Regions from separate parts of the Homo sapiens genome. Here regions 1 and 3 are each linked to region 2. The links are chromatin loops, found by intact Hi-C in ENCODE. Cell type or tissue: heart right ventricle. All regions are shown on one strand. Links, peaks and the distances in the headings refer to the core of each region. The heading gives the core; the rest is flanking DNA. Region 1 overlaps PPP1R13B (protein phosphatase 1 regulatory subunit 13B). Region 2 overlaps TDRD9 (tudor domain containing 9). Region 3 overlaps COA8 (cytochrome c oxidase assembly factor 8).

Region 1 (5,000 bases), core at 1-5,000, 170 kb after region 2:
CATCCAGGCTGGAGTGCAGTGGTGCGATCTCGGCTCACTGCAAGCGCCACCTCCCGGGTCACGCCATACTCCTGCCTCAGCCTCCCGAGTAGCTGGGACTACAGGCGCCCACCACCACGCCCAGCTAATGTTTTGTATTTTTAGTAGAGACGAGTTTCACTGTGTTAGCCAGGATGGTCTTAATCTCCTGACCTCATGATCCGCCTGCCTTGGCCTCCCAAAGTGCTGGGATTACAGGCATGAGCCACCACGCCCAGCCAAAGTAATTTTCAATATTGATGAACAGTGGTGTCAGAATTGATACTGTTCTTTATTCTAGAGTATTATTTTCTAATTTTAATTTTTTATTATTTTTGAGAGGAAGTCTCACTCTGTCACTTGGCTCACTGCAACCTCTGCCTCCTGGGTTCAAACGATTCTCCTGTCTCAGCCTCCTGAGTAGCCGGGATTATAGGCATGTGCCACCACGTCGGGCTAATTTTTGTATTTTTGGTAGAGATGGGGTTTCACCATGTTGGCCAGGCTGGTTTCGAACTTCAGACCTCATGATCCACCTGCCTCAGCCTCCGAAAGTGCTGGGATTAAAGGCATGAGCCTCCACGCCTGGCCTTTTTAAAATTTTGAGACAGCTGGGCGCGGTGGCTCACACTTGTAATTCCAGCACTTTGGGAGGCCAAGGCGGGCAGATCACAAGGTCAAGAGATCAAGACCATCTGGCCAACATGGTGAAACCCCGTCTCTACTAAAAATACAAAAATTAGCCAGGCATGGTGGCGCATGCCTCTAGTCCCAGCTACTAGGGAGGCTGAGGCAGGAGAATCACTTGAACCCGGGAGGCAGAGGTTGCAGTGAGCCGAGATCGTGCCACTGCACTCCAGCCTGGGCGACAGAGCGAGACTCTGTCTCAAAAATAATAATAATAATTTTGAGACAAGAGTTTCACTTTGTCACCCAGGCTGGAGTGCAGTGGTTTGATCATAGCTCACTGCAGCCTTGACCTCCTGGGCTCAAGTGATCCTCCCTGCCTCAGCCCCCCACGTGTCTGGGACTACTGGCATATACTACCATGCCTGGCTAATTTTTTGTGCTTTTTGTAGAGATAGGGTTTCGCCATGTTGCCCAGGCTGATCTCGAGCTCCTGAGCTCGAGCAGCCTGCCCACCTCAACCTCCCAAAGTGCTGGCATACAGGTGTGAGCCGCCACACCCAACCTATTCTAGAGTATTCTTTAAGTTTTAGTGGATAGAATAAATGTGGTCAGCTGTATCACCTCTATATCCTGTAGTCATGACACATCTTGGTATTATGGAAAGCTGTATGAATTTCACATTTCTACAAGGTTTAAGATAGGTTCTCTCAAAATGCGTTATGCTTTTAAATACTGAAGGGACTATATACTAAGTAAATAATGCAAATAGAAGCTAAGGTGTCTATTTTGTATTCCCAGGAATACTGTATAATGTAATTTAAAATGTGAAATTATTAACGCAAGTAAAACAGTGATTAGAACTCAACAGAATTGATAAGGTTATTGAGATCTATTGTAGTGGCTATTTAACTTTGAGTAGATGCTACTCAGATATTTAAATATGTCTAGGCTGAGCATGGTGGCTCATGCCTGTAATCCCAGCACTTTGGGAGGCCAAGGCGGGAGGATAATTGAGCCCAGGAGTTAGAGACCAGCCTGGGCATAGACCCCATCTCTACAAAAAATAAAAAAAATTAGCTGTGGTGCGCTTTTACAGTCTCAGCTACTTGAAAGTTGAGGCGAGGGAGGATCACTTGAGCCTAGGAGTTCGAGGGTGCAGTGAGCTAGGATTGGTGCTGCTGCGCTCAGCCTGGGCAGCAGAGCAAGATCCTGTCTCTAAAAAAAAGAAACATTAAAAAAAATGGGTGTATAGCTGTCTCTGCCTTCGTAAGAGGGTTAAATATGTACTTCTACAGTCTTATTTATTTAGAAAAAAATTTTCATTGCTCTAAGGTTAATTTTATTCCTTTTCCAAAATAATACAAGCCCTAATTATGGAAATTGAACTTAATATGATCTTACTAAACTGTACCTTTATTTTCCTTGGAGTTAATTCTTCATCCCTAAAATTTGTGTCAGGGGAAGGGGGTAGTGCTGAACTCACCCCCGTTACCCTGCAGTGCCACCTTGTGGAAAGAAGCTTTAGCTCAAGCTTGTCCAACCCATGGCACCGGGCCACAGGAGGCCCAGGACAGCTTTGAATGCAGCCCAACACAAATTAGTAAACTTTCTTAAAACATCATGATATATATATGTTTTTTAATGATCTTTTTTTCTAACTCATTGGCTATCATTAGTGTTAGTGTATTTTATGTGTAGCCCAAGACAATTCTCCAGTGTGGCCCAGGGAAGCCCAAAGTTGGGACACCCCTGCTTTAGAGCAAGGGACATCCATTGTTTCTCTAGGTTTGAGTGAAATCTGCCGAATACCACATAGTTATGTTCAAGGCTCCTGACTTTCACACTAATTTTTTTTTTTTTTTTGAGATAGAGTCACTGTCGCCCGGGCTGGCGTGCAGTGGCGTGATCTTGGCTCACTGCAACCTCTGCCTCCTGGGTTCAAGGGATTCCACTGTCTCAGCCTCTGAGTAGCTGGGATTATAGGCAGGTGCCACCACGCCCAGCTAATTTTTTTTTGTATTTTTAGTAGAGATGGGGTTTCGCCATGTTGGCCAGGCTGGTCTCGAACTCCTGACCTCAAATGATCTGTCTACCTTGGTCTCCCAAAGTGCTGGGATTATAGGCATGAGCCACTGTGCCCAGCCTTACACTAACTTTTTTTAAGAATATTTTTCTTCTCTTTGATGTGGACTAATTCAGTGATTAGAGGGGTAAAATATTGTCTTTTCTACAGAGAACTTGAAGATGAGAAAACAGGCAAACACCTACCTGTCATGATTCAAGAAACCTACTATAAAAAGACATTTCGTGGCCAGGTGTGGTGCCTCACGCCTATAATCCCAGCACTTTGGGAGGCCAAGGTGGATGGATCACACGGTCAGGAGATCGAGACCATCCTGGCTAACATGGTGAAACCCCGTCTCTTCTAAAAATACAAAAAATTAGCCGGGCGTGGTGGCAGGCACTTTTTGTCCTAGCTACTTGGGAGGCTGAGGCAGGAGAATGGCGTGAACCCGGAAGGCAGAGCTTGCAGTGAGCCGAGATCGCGCCACTGCAGTCCAGCCTGGGCAACAGCGTGATACTCTGTCTCAAAAAAAAGGGACATTTTACGTATAATTGGGGGAGTTTATTGAGTGCTTCTTACGTGCCAGGCACTGCTTCAGGCACTACTGACACAGCAGGTAATTAACTGAAACTCTGCTCTCAAGAAGCTTATGTGTTCTAGTGACAACAGACAGAGGATAAACAAATATATACATAGATCAGGTGGTGGTTGAGTGCTAAGCAGAAATACATAAACCAGGGTAGGAGGACAGAGGGATGGAGTAGTGCTATTTTAGGTAGACTCTCGGTTAAGGAAAGCTTCCTTGCTAAGACACCATTCCAGCAGAGGCCTGAAAGAAGAGGGTAATACAATGTCAGTAGCTGAGTGAAGCGGTCTATGCAGAGAATAGCAAGTGCAAAGCCCCTGAGGCAGGAGTTGGCTTGCCCTGTTGAGGGAGGCAGAAGGGATGAAGAGTGTGGTAAGCACTGAGATCAGAGAGGTATGCATGTGTGTGTTGCAGGTCTTGCAGGGCCTCTTAGACAATAGTTAGGACTTTGAAATTTATTCTCAGAGAGGAAACCACGGGAAGGTTTTGAATGAAGTGATGTATCTGAAGGGTGAGAGTGGAAACAGATGAATGAGTTTGCTCTTGCAGACATCCTTTCTGAGAGGTGGTGGTGGCTCGGGCTTGGGTAGTAGCCAGGGAGACGAGTTATCAGTTTCTGGGTACGAGGTTGACAGTCTTGCTAATGGATTGTTTGTGGAGTATGAGAGAGAAGGGAGTTGAGCCAATCCTTTATTTTATTCTCCTTTTTCTGTGTGGATGACAGCAACTCCCAGGTGTGTTTTTCAGTCTTTGAGAGGCTAATTGAGGAAAGTGAGATGAAGCATTTAGGGTGATGGCTTAGACTTAGTTTTCCTTACAGCTCTAATGTTTCTGAGATTTTAAATTGGTGAACTGAGTTGCAATCAGGGCCAGAAGGGACCTTAGCATCAATTCTCATTTTGGGGTGCGTGGCCTGCTGGAAAGCTAAAGGGGTCTTCCTGGTGTTCACCCACCCTCACCCCAACTGATCCTTTCTGTGGCTTTTATGAGCTATTTACTCATAACCTACCAAGTGAGTTATTGCAAGTTACTAAAATTTAGTATAGCTTTTATCACCTTATTTCTCTTCAGTTATTTTTTGTTATCCCTGAGCTCCTTTTCCACCAGAAAGAAGTAGTAGATGGTATAGGTGAGCTGGGGGATCTAATACTTTACCTGATTGGGTTGGGCCAGAAAAGCCTGAGAGCCATTTTCCTGCAAATATGTGTTTCATATTATCTGCTGAGTTCTTGCCAAGAAACCAAGACCCAGAGATAGACTAAGGAGCAGCTTCCCCAGCCAGTTGCAGCAGTCAATGCCATAGCTAAGGATAGAACTTGGGCTTCCTATTCCAGGGTTCTTTGTACCATGTAAGTCAAGTTTCTGAATTCCTTTTCTAGAAGTTTTATATATCCTACTTTTTAAAAACAGCTTCATTGTGTTATAATTTATGTGCCGTAAAGTTTACCTATTTTAAGTGAACATTCAGTGATCTTTAGTAAATTTACATAGTTGTACAGCCATCACCACAATCTAATTTTAGAACATTACTGTCATACCAAAACAAAGTTTGTGCCTATTTGCCATCACTCCTCATTCCCATCCCCAGTCCTAGGCAACCACACATCTTTCTTTCTCTATGGATTTGACTGTTTTGGGCATTTCATATAAATGGAATCATATAACATGTGGTCTTTTGTGTCTGGCCTCTTTCACTTAGCT
Region 2 (5,542 bases), core at 286-5,285:
ATGAGCTGAGATCGCGCCACTGCACTCCAGCCTGGATGACAGAACAAGGCTCTGTCTCAAAAAAAAAAAAAAAAAAAAAAAAAGTGACCCACAGCGAGTCCAGGTGGGGCGGGGGGCATGCTCTACTACTGGACCTGGGTTGTTGATCATTTCACAATTTCATTACAGTACACATTTACATTTTATGTAACCCTTTTTCTAAGTGTGTTCTTTATAATTTTGTTTTGTTTTGTTTTTTGAAACGGAGTTTCGCTCTTGTTGTCCAGGCTGGAGTGCAAGGGCGTGATCTTGGCTCACCGCAACCTCTACCGCCTGGATTCAAGCAATTCTCCTGCCTCAGCCTCCTGAGTAGCTGGGATTACAGGCGTGTGCCACCACACCTGGCTAATTTTGTATTTTTAGTAGAGTTGGGGTTTCTCCGTGTTAGGCTGGTCTCGAACACCCAACCTCAGGTGATCCGCCTGCCTCGGCCTCCCAAAGTGCTGGGATTACAGGCATGAGCCACCACGCCTGGCCTCTTTCACAATTTTTTAAGAAGCTGAATATAAAGGATGAAAAGGACTCTCCAAAGGACACTGAAAGGGAACAGCCAGATCTGGTAACAGAAAAACCAGGATGCCACCACAGAACCCAAAGAGAGGGTGAGTTTCAAGAATCGAAGTGGCCAACAGTGTCAAATATTGCAGAAAGGCCAGGTAAGTCTAGGACTTACCTAGAGCTCTCCTAACGACAAGGAGGTCACTAGGGACCCTGGCAGGTGCAGTCTGAGTGGCAACAGGGGACACCACCCTGCAATAAATGAATTGCCTGCGGGAGGTAGAAAAGTAGAGAATGAGAGAGTCCACAGGCCAGCAACGGCTGGAGAGCAGCCTGAGACCTAAGGTGGGTGTTCGCAAAGGTGAAAGAGCTTCAGTTATGTTTCAGTGTGGACAAGAAAATGACAGCAGAGAAGGAGACACTAATGGTGACAATGGGGAGGGGGAAACAGTAGATCAGATGAGGTCCCTAAGAAGGTAAGAAGGATGAGACATGAAACCCAGGAGGCGCGGCTGGTGCTCCATGAAGAAAGGGGGCTTCTCCCTTGTAACAGCAGACAGTGTGGTGAGGTAACATGACAAGTCTCCCTTGTAACAGCAGACAGTGTGGTGAGGTAACATGACAAGAGTACTGACAGTAACACAACTGAAATTTTAACCAAGGTCCTCTGATTCTGAAGCTGTATAATAGGATCTATACAAAACAACACCATTTTTATAAGCTCAAAATTAACACAGACTGTCCCTGATTTACAATGATTTAACTTATATTTTTAGACTTTACAGTGATATGAAACCACTCTGCTTTTTACTTTTAGTGCAGTATTCAATAAGTTACATAAGATATTCAACACTTTATTATAAAATAGGCCTTGTATTTGGTGATTTTGCCCAACTATAGGCTAAATAAGTGTTCTGAACTCATTCAAGGTAGGCTAGGAGGACAGGTGTATTAAATGCATTTTCAACTTAATGATTTCAACTCACAATGGTTTTATCAGGGCATAACCCCATTACAAGTCAAGGAACATCTGTATACAGCTAAGTGTTGCATATTCATTCACTGAAATATTTACTGAGCACCTATCAGGTACCAAAAACAAGACGTTGGATAAATCTTGCTAAAGCTGGACATTCTCTATTCTATTGAACATAACCCACCCATGAGGCAAGGGGGCCCTGGGTGCCTAGAAGCTGGGTTGTCTTGACCACACGGGCTCAGACAGCAAGTGGCAAGGCCTGATCCAGCTCCTCAGCGGGTCCACAAGGAAGCATCTAAGTGTTGTGAGCTCTGACAGAAAATACACAATGAACATCAATAGGAATTAATTAGACTTCAGCCAGCTGGAAAGAAGACTGGTAAACCATCATCACTCTCACATTTCAAACTAGTCAGAGGCCAGGCATGATGGCTCATGCCTGTAATCCCAGCACTTTAGGAGACCAAAGCAAGAGGATCACTTGAGGACAGGTGTGGGCGGCAAGCCACCCAGGTGCCGAGGCAAGAGACCGAGGGCACGAGCTGTTCCAGTATAATAAAATATATAAAATAAGAATAGTTATACTAGATATAGATCTTAGATATGATTATGTATGAATATCATTAATCATTAGTTTGTAGTAATTACTCTTTATTCCAATATTATAATAATTCTCGCTCTACAATCATAACCTAGGAAAAACCAGGCCATACAGAGACAGGAGCTGAGGGGACATAGTGAGAAGTGACCAGAAGACAAGAGTGCGAGCCTTCTGTTATGCCCGGACAGGGCCACCAGAGGGCTCCTTGGTCTAGCAGTAATGCCAGCATCTGGGAAGACGCCCGTTGCCAAGCGGACCATGGTCTAGCCGTGGTCTAGTGGTAGCGTCAGTGTCAAGGAAAAACACCCGCTACTCAGCAGACCGGGAAAGGGAGTCTCCCTTTCCCTGGGGTAGTTTAGAGAAGACTCTGCTCCTCCACCTCTTGTGGAGGGCTTGACATCAGTTAGGCCCGCCCGCAGTTATCCGGAGGCCTAACCGTCTCCCTGTGATGCTGTGCTTCAGTGGTCACACTCCTAGTCTGCTTTCATGTTCCATCCTGTACACCTGGCTCTGCCTTTTAGATAGCAGTGGCAAGTTAGTGAAAGTACTAAAAGTCTCTGATAAGCAGAAATAATAGCATAAGCTGTCTCTCCCTCTCTCTCTCCTCTCTCTCTCTGCCTTGGCTGCCAGGCAGGGAAGGGCCCCCTGTCCAGTCGACACGTGACCCACATGACCTTACCTATCATTGGAGATGGCTCACACTCCTTACCCTGCCCCTTTGTCTTGTATCCAATAAATATCAGCGCAGCCTGGCATTCGGGGCCACTACTGGTCTCTGCGTCTTGGTGGTAGTGGTCCCCCAGGCCCAGCTGTCTTTTCTTTTATCTCTTTGTCTTGTGTCTTTATTTCTACAATCTCTCATCTCTGCACACGGGGAGAAAAACCCACCGACCCTGTGGGGCTGGTCCCTACAGACAGGAGTTCAAGATCAGCCTGGACAACATAGCAAGACCCTATCTCCACAAAAAAATTTTTTTTAATTAGCCAAGCATGGTGGTATGCATCTGTAGTCATAGCTTCTTGGAAGGCTGAGATGGGAGAATCTCTTGAGCCAAGGAGTTCAAGGTTACAGTGAGCTATGATCGCACCAATGCACTCCGGCCTAGGTAACAGAGCAAGACCCAATCTCAAAGAAAAAAAAAAAAAAGAGTCAGAAAATGCAAATTGTTTAAATGTTGTAAATGTAAGTGCTACCTCCTCCCTACCTTGAATAGAGCCTCACCTGGCAACTTGTTTCTCAAGAGTACAATGTGGAAAGGAGGCAGTAATGCATAATGGAGAAACCTGGCAAACACAACCTTTCCAGTGATCAAAGTCTGTGTCATCAGTGCTATAGTTTGTCCCCTCCAAATCTCATGTTGACATTTGATTCCAGTGTTGGAGGTGGGGCCTAATAGCAGGTGTGTGGGACATGGGGGCGGATGCCTCATGAATAGATTAATGCCCTCCCTTGGGGAGACTGAGTTCTCACTGTTATTGGTTCCTACCAGAGTTCCCCCTGAGAGGTGACTGTTACAAAAAGCCTGGCACACCCACCTTCTTCCAGTCTCACCATGTGATCTCTGCACACACCAGCTCCCTGAGCAGAGGCCAGTGCCATGGTTCTTGTATAGCCTGCAGAACTGTGAGCCAAATAAACCTCTTTCTTTTATAAATTACCCAGACTGAGGTATTCCTTCATAACAGTGTTAAATGCTATTCACAATAGCCAAGATATGGAATCAACCTAGGTGTACAACAGATGGAGAAAGAAAATGGAGAATATATACACAATGGAGTATTATTCAGCCATAAAAACTGTGAAATCCTGTCATTTGCAACAACATGGATGAAACTGGAGGACATTATGTTAAGTGAAATAAGCCAGGAACAGAAAGTTAAATACCACATGTTCTCATGTGGAAGCTAAAAAACAGTTTAATAGAAGTAAAGAGTAGAGCAGAAGATACTAGAGGCTGGGAAGGGTAGGGGAAAGGAGGAGGCAATAGGGAGATTTGTTAAAGGATACAAAAGGACAGCCAGATAGGAGGAGGAAGCTCCAGTGTTCTACAGATAACAACAATATGTAATTTCAAATAGCTATAGGAGGCTACTGAATGTTCCCAACACACACACAAAAAAATGTTTGATACAATAGATATGCTAGTTACACTGAGCTCATCACCATGCATTGTATGTATCACATCACTATGTACCCCATGAATTATTATGTGTGAATTTAAATTTTTTAATTAAAAAAAACATTAAACAGACTTAAGACAACCAGTAAAGGTCATGTTGATAGTGTATACCCTTGATATGTGACAAAAATGGCACCTCAGCCTGTGGTCTTCCTCCCCAAAACCAATAACCTCAGTTTAACCATGAGAAAAACATCAGTCAAAGACCAGTACTCTTCAAATCGTCAAAGTCTTAAAAAATGAGGAAAGTCTGAGAAACTACCACAGCCAAGAGGAGCCTAAGGAAACATCGCGACCAAACCTAATGTAGCATCCCGGACGGGATCCCAGAATAAAGGACATTATGGAAAATACAGTCAAACCAAATAAAGTGAAGTTTAGTTAGTAGGTTTTTTTAAGTGTTACTAAGTAAATGTTAACTACAAATAGATGTCCTGAAGCATTTTCCCTATGCTTTCTTTCTCAAACTCCTGGGCTCAAGTGATCGGCCCACCTTGGCCTCCCAAAGTGCTGAGATTACAGGTGTGAGCCACTGTGCCTTGCCATGAATTGGAAGAATTTATACTATTAAAATGACTATACTACCCAAAGTGATGTACAGATTCATACAATTTCAATCAAAATACCAATGACATTCTTCACAGAAATCAAAAAAAAAATCCTAAAATTCATATGGAACCAAAAAAGATCTCACAAGCCAAAGCAATCCTGGGCAAAGTGAACAAAGCAAGAGGCATCACATTACCTAACTTCAAAATATACTACAAAGCAATGGTAACCAAAACAGCATGATATTGGCATAAAAACAGACACACAGATGATCAATGGAACAGAATAAAGAACCCAGAAATAAAATAACATATTTACAGCCAACTGATTTTTAAGAAAGGCATCAAGAACATTCACTGGAGAAAGAACAGTCTCTTCAATAAATGGTGCTGGGAACACTGGATATCCAGATGCAGAAAAATAAAACTAAACCCCTCTCTCTCAATATACACAAAAATCAACTCAAAATGGATTTAAGACTTAAACTAAATCCTGAAACTATGAAGCTATTAGCAGAAAACATAGGGAAAATGCTTCAGGACATATATTTGTACAAAGATTTGATGGCTAAGACCTCAAAAGCACAGACAGCAAAAGCAAAAGTAGACAAATAGGATTATATCAAACTAACAAGCTTCTGCATAGCAAAAAAAAAAAAAAAAAGAAAGAAATCAACTGAGTGAATGGGGGGAAACA
Region 3 (5,542 bases), core at 227-5,226, 410 kb after region 2:
TCCCTTCCTTAACACATCCTGTCCTATTACCAAATTCAGTTTCAAACCTAATTTAAGGCCAGCCTTTCAATACTCAGCAAAGCCATCAATAGGATTCTGGGACCTTAGTAAGAATCAAAACAACTTCTCCCATCTGTTAGGAGAGTGGCTGTCTCCAAAGCCCTTCCAAGCTATGAGCCGACCTAGTCCTACCTGATATGATGACAGACCTATGGACACGGCACATGTGGTGTGCACACAAGCACACACACATGTACACACGTGCACGTACGCACACACATGCGTACACACGCACGCATACACGGCCAGGTCAGCATGGAATGCGCTGACAGCCATGGGGCGCGGCGAGGCCCAGTAAGGCTTTGCAATCCGACTCCCGACGTGAGAATCCAGGCCACGCCACATTCTCACTGTGCAATTCTGGTGAAGCCTCAGGTTGCTCATCTATAAAATGGTAAAGATAACAGTATCTACTTCATTGGGTCACTGTGGGAAATGCAACAGGTGATATATGCACAGGACTTGCACAGTGTCCAGCACAGGACCCAAAACTGTGAGTGCTCATTCTCATGCTTACTGCTGGATGCAGCATCTGCTCCAGCTCTGCCCCACAAGACCCCACCTCTCCAGGGCCCGCAAGACCCCACCTCTCCAGCAGCCAGCAAATAGCAACAGAGGTCCTGGCATGGGGGTGACTCAAGCTCCTGGCCCTTTATTCCAAATGAATCAGGTGAGGCAAAGGATTAGTAGGAATGGCACTTTAGCCCAATGACAGACTTGGCTTTTGGGGTCGATGATTTTGGATTTTCTATCAGAACAACTTTTTGGCAGCAGACATCTGTTTAACGAACAGCATGAGATGTTATTCAGGCCTAACACTGACACCAGGAGAAAATAAGGAGAGGCTATTTTGAGCACTGAACTGAGATCAGGAATCAGAAGAAAAGCTGCTTTGGAGGGAGAAGCTGCAAAGGCTGAGACCTCAGTACGAAAGTCAAAGGTCAGAGGTTGGTCATCCATCATAACCACCTAAAATCCGGAGAGAAAGGAGGGAGCTGAGATTGGAGAGCCATGCCTGGGAACTGGGTGTGCAAGAGAACTTGGACAGGGGTGTGCCGAGCACTGCCCCAAAGCAGGCCAAGGACCGCCCTGAACTTCCCCACCTCTCTCACCGCCCTTCCTTTCCCTTTTCATGGACTAGCTCAAACGCAAAGAAAGCAAAAAAAACAATCAAACAAACACACTAACCTGATTCAGTTCTCAGGCCCAGGCCTTTAGTTTTTAGTCTTGAGTGAATAAATTCTTCTTTTTCCTTAAAAAAAAAAAAAAAAAAAAAAAAAGGCTCTCAGAACTCCTTTCTCTGTCTTTCCATTTTTCTTTGGCTAGAGCACAGCTCACGGTGTACTGGAGAAGTTTAGATGTGGATTTTCTGAGAAGCTAGTGACCCATCTCAAAGCTCGTTTAAAACCCTCTGAATGTGGTTAAAAGTTTTGTGCTTGAAACAGGATTTGAGAAGATGTTCAATAAACTTTGGGAGACGCTGTTTGTTTATAAATCCACAGAATAGGTCAGGCACAGTGGCTCACACCCATAATGCCAGCACTTTGGGAGGACGAGGTGGGTGGATCACCTGAGGTCAGGAGTTCCAGACCAGCCTGGCCAACATGGAGAAACCCCGTCTCTACTAAAAATACAAAAATTAGCCCAATGTGATGGTGGGCACCTGTAATCCCACCTACTTAGGAGGCTGAGGCGGGAGAACTGCTTGAACCCAGGAGGCGGAGGTTGCAGTGAGCCGAGATCACGCCACTGCACTCCAGCCTGGACAACAGAGTGAGACTCTGTCTCAAAACAAAAACAACAACAACAAAAAAAACCCTCCACAGAATATGATAAATATACCCCACCAGACATAGCCCACTCAAATGGAAAGTCAAAGTTTAAATGTTGCCGGGCACGATGGCTCATGCCTGTAATCCCAGCACTTTGGGAGGCCAAGGCAGGCGAATCACCTGAAGGTCAGGGGTTCAAGACCAGCCTGGCCAATGTGGTGAAACCCCATCTCTTCTAAACATACAAAAATTAGCCGGGTGTGGTGGCGGGCGCCTGTAATCCCAGCTACTTGGGAGGCTGAGGCAGGAGAATCGCTTGAACCAGGGAGGTGGAGGTTGCAGTGAGCTGAGATCATGTCACTGCACTCCAGCCTGGGCAACAGGAGTGAAACTCCATCTCAGAAGAAAAAAAAAAAAGTTAAATGTTTTTCTTCTGGTTTAGACTATTTATACTTCTTTCTTACACAGTTTATTTATAAGTATCCTGTTAAGAATTTTGAATTCTCTGCTGGGCATGGTGGCTTATGCTTGTAATCCCAACACTTTGGGAGGCCGAGGTGGGCGGATCACGAGGTCAGGAGATCAAGACCATCCTGGCCAACAGAGTGAAATCCCATCTCCACTAAAAGTACAAAAATTAGCTGGGCACGGAGGTGTGTGCCTGTAATCCCAGCTACTCGGGAGGGTGAGGCAAGAGAATCACCTGAACCTGGGAGGTGGAGGGTGCAGTAAGCTGAGATCGCACCACTGCACTCCAGCTTGGTGACAGAGCGAGACTCCGTCTCAAAAAAGAAAAAAATTTTTTTTTTTTTGAATTCTCAGGAAGAATGACAACACATCACAAAAACGGGTTTCTTTTTGAGGGTCTCACTCCTGTCACCCAGACTGGAGTGCAATGGCGCGCTCTCGGCTCATTGCAACCTCCGCCTCCTGGGTTCAAGCAATTCTTGTGCCTCAGCCTCCCAAGTCATGGGGATCACAGGCATATGCCACCACACCTGGCTCATTTTTATATTTTTAGTAGAGATAAGGTTTCGCTACGTTGGCCAGGCTGCTCTCAAACTCCTGGCTTCAAGTGATCCACCCCTCTCAGCCTCCCAAAGTGCTGGGATTGCAGAGCCATCATGCCCCACCTAAAAAAACCGGTATTCTCATAAAGATAAACACACACACCTATGTGTGTAAAACATGTACTTCTAGTTCTGGCTCTGCTGCTCACACATTGCATCCTTCAAAGTCTCAAGATCTGTGGTTCTACGAATGACCATTTCTTATATACAGTTACATATTAGTTTTTAAAACTATATGCATATATGTACATACAGTGCGGGGGATGGACTGAGACCCAGTACTACCACGTAACAAATAGCAAAGCAATATACTAAACACCTAGCACCCTCAAGTGGCCAACTGTGTTATTTCTCATTCTGATCTAAAACTTTTTTTTCTTTTTTTTTTTTTGAGACGAGTCTGGCTCTGTCACCCAGGCTGGAGTGCAGTGGCGCAATCTCCGCTCACTGCAAGCTCTGCCTCCCGGGTTCACGCCATTCTCCTGCCTCAGCCTCCCGAGTAGCTGGAACTACAGGCGCCCGCCACCACGCCGGGCTAATTTTTTGTATTTTTAGTAGAGACAGGGTTTCACCGTGTTAGCCAGGATGGTCTCGATCTCCTGACCTCGTGATCTGCCCACCTCGGCATCCCGAAGTGCTGGGATTACAGGCGTGAGCCACCGCACCCTTCCGTTCTGATCTAAAACTTAAACTTACCTTACTAAAAGTCAAATTCTGGTTTGCCCAGAACTGTTGATTCCATTCTTGTGTTTCTTGTCTTAATTTTCTAAGCTTTTGTTCCAATGGAGATTCATTTTCAGGTATGTAAAAGTGAACAGGTCGAAGGTTTGAATATTTATCTGGGGGTCCTATCCAATCATGGCAAGACTTTCTTGGAGGGCAGAATCTTGAGACCTTTAACAAAGTAAATTGGATTAACATATGACAAAATGAATCTCTAGTATTATAAAATGTACAATCTGGATTTATTTATTTACTTAGAGACGGAGTCTCGCTCTGTTGCCAGACTGGAGTGTAGTGGCGTGATCTCAGCCAAAGTGCTGGGATTACAAGTAGGAGCCACCACACAGGGCCTAGTTTCTGGTTTAAATAATAACAGCCCTTTCCCGAAACTCAACCACCTTTGCTAAGCTTTCTTTTTTTTTTTTGAGACAGAGTCTCACTCTGTCGCTCAGGCTGGAGGGCAGTGGCGAGATCTCGGCTCACTGCAAGCTCCGCCTCCCAGGTTCACGCCATTCTCCTGCCTCAGCCTCCCAAGTAGCTGGGACTACAGGCGCCCATCACCACGCCCGGCTAATTTTTTTGTATTTTTTAGTGGAGATGGGGTTTCACCCTGTTAGCCAGGATGGAGCTAAGCTTTCTTAAGCTAATGAGAGACCCTACCAGGCTAGGAGGAGGTGAGGAGTCTGAATTCTGGTAAGGTGCCAGCCATCATTCCAGAGGTCACAAGATCTGCAACTTCTCCAATTACTCCTGCATCTCTATTGCAGAACCTAAGATTGGCTTTTTGAGATATCTTTTCAGGTTTTTTGCAAGTCCAACGTGATGGCTCCTCCTGGACCCGCCCAGAAGCCACTCGGCATGCAGGAGGATGAGTCCCACACCCCTGTGATTGCACCCAGACCAATCGGCAGCAAGCACCCATTGCCTAGCCACCTCCACCCCTTCCTCCAAACTATTTTTGAAAAAATCTAGCCCCCAGATGCGAGGAGAGACTGATTTGAGTAATAACTCTTCCATGTAGCATGGCTGGCCTCACATCAATTAAACTCTTTCTTTTTTTTGAGATGGAGTCTCGCTCTATCGCCCAGGCTAGAGTGCAGTGGTGTGATCTTGGCTCACTGCAACCTCCGCCTCCCGGGTTCAAGCGATTCTCCTGCCTCAGCCTCCTGAGTAGCTGGGATTATAGGCATATGCCACCACGCCCGGCTAATTTTTGCATTTTTAGTAGAGATGGGGTTTCACCATGTTGACCAGGCTGATCTTGAACTCCTGACCTCAGGTGATCTGCCTGCCTCAGCCTCCCAAAGTGCTGGGATTACAGGCGTGAGCCACCGTGCCTGGCCCTAAACTCTTTCTTTACTGCAATGCCATGGTCTCCATGAACTGGTTTTGTTTGTGCAATGGGCAAGAAGAACTGTCAGGGAGTTATAGTGGGGGGACCCTGCTATTCAAGACCTGAAACTATACTGCTCATCGTCAGGGTTAAAATACACTGATTTGATGCTGGATCAATTTAGGAATCCTTTTTAGAAAGTAAAGGCAGGATTGCAATACAGACCTTCAACATTTTACCCATCAGTCTAAAAACTATATACAATCACCAAATATCCCATTAAAAAAATAAAACCTACATTTCTAGCCAGGTGCGGTGGCTCACGCCTGTAATCCCAGCACTTTGGGAGGCTGAGGTGGGTGGATCACCTAAGGTCGGGAGTTCGAGACCAGCCTGACCAACATGGTGAAACCCCATCTCTACTAAAAATACAAAAATTAGCCATGCGTGGTGGCCGGCACCTGTAGTCCCAGCTATATGAGAGGCTGAGCCAGGAGAATTGCTTGAACCTGGGAGGCAGAGGTTGCAGTGAGCCGAGATCGCACCACTGCATTCCAGCCTGGGCGACAGAGCGAGACTCCGTC

The links. A loop is a pair of places that touch in the nucleus more often than their neighbours do. Peaks named below come from ENCODE experiments on the same cell type or tissue, not always from the same donor. Only the 100,000 strongest peaks of a DNase experiment are listed, where the experiment ranks them.
Region 1: it touches region 2 in a loop (31-fold over the local background); 59 of 110 quality-filtered maps call a loop at or near these places.
Region 3: a loop joins it to region 2, with 4 times the contacts of the local background. A loop is called at or near these places in 22 of 110 quality-filtered maps.

The regions. Positions count from the first base shown.
Region 1 is chr14:103,805,751-103,810,750 of GRCh38, reverse strand. All of the region lies in intron 1 of PPP1R13B (protein phosphatase 1 regulatory subunit 13B), which reads left to right. Among named protein-coding and RNA genes, the nearest start is that of PPP1R13B, 39 kb to the left of the region's middle. RefSeq lists an enhancer at 3,759-3,858. In heart right ventricle, for the core only: a CTCF peak has its summit at 2,153 (motif pointing left); a DNase peak (open chromatin) is centred at 2,170; H3K27ac peaks cover 2,366 bases.
Region 2 is chr14:103,977,598-103,983,139 of GRCh38, reverse strand. All of the region lies in intron 7 of TDRD9 (tudor domain containing 9), which reads right to left. Among named protein-coding and RNA genes, the nearest start is that of RD3L, 38 kb to the right of the region's middle. In heart right ventricle, for the core only: CTCF peaks have their summits at 2,110 and 2,321 (motif pointing right); a DNase peak (open chromatin) is centred at 2,339.
Region 3 is chr14:103,569,877-103,575,418 of GRCh38, reverse strand. COA8 (cytochrome c oxidase assembly factor 8) reads right to left here. Exons shown (of 5, transcript NM_001370595.2): 2 at 3,599-3,796; 3 at 1,249-1,312. Among named protein-coding and RNA genes, the nearest start is that of COA8, 9.7 kb to the right of the region's middle. In heart right ventricle, for the core only: a CTCF peak has its summit at 3,230 (motif pointing left); a DNase peak (open chromatin) is centred at 3,223; H3K27ac peaks cover 1,975 bases.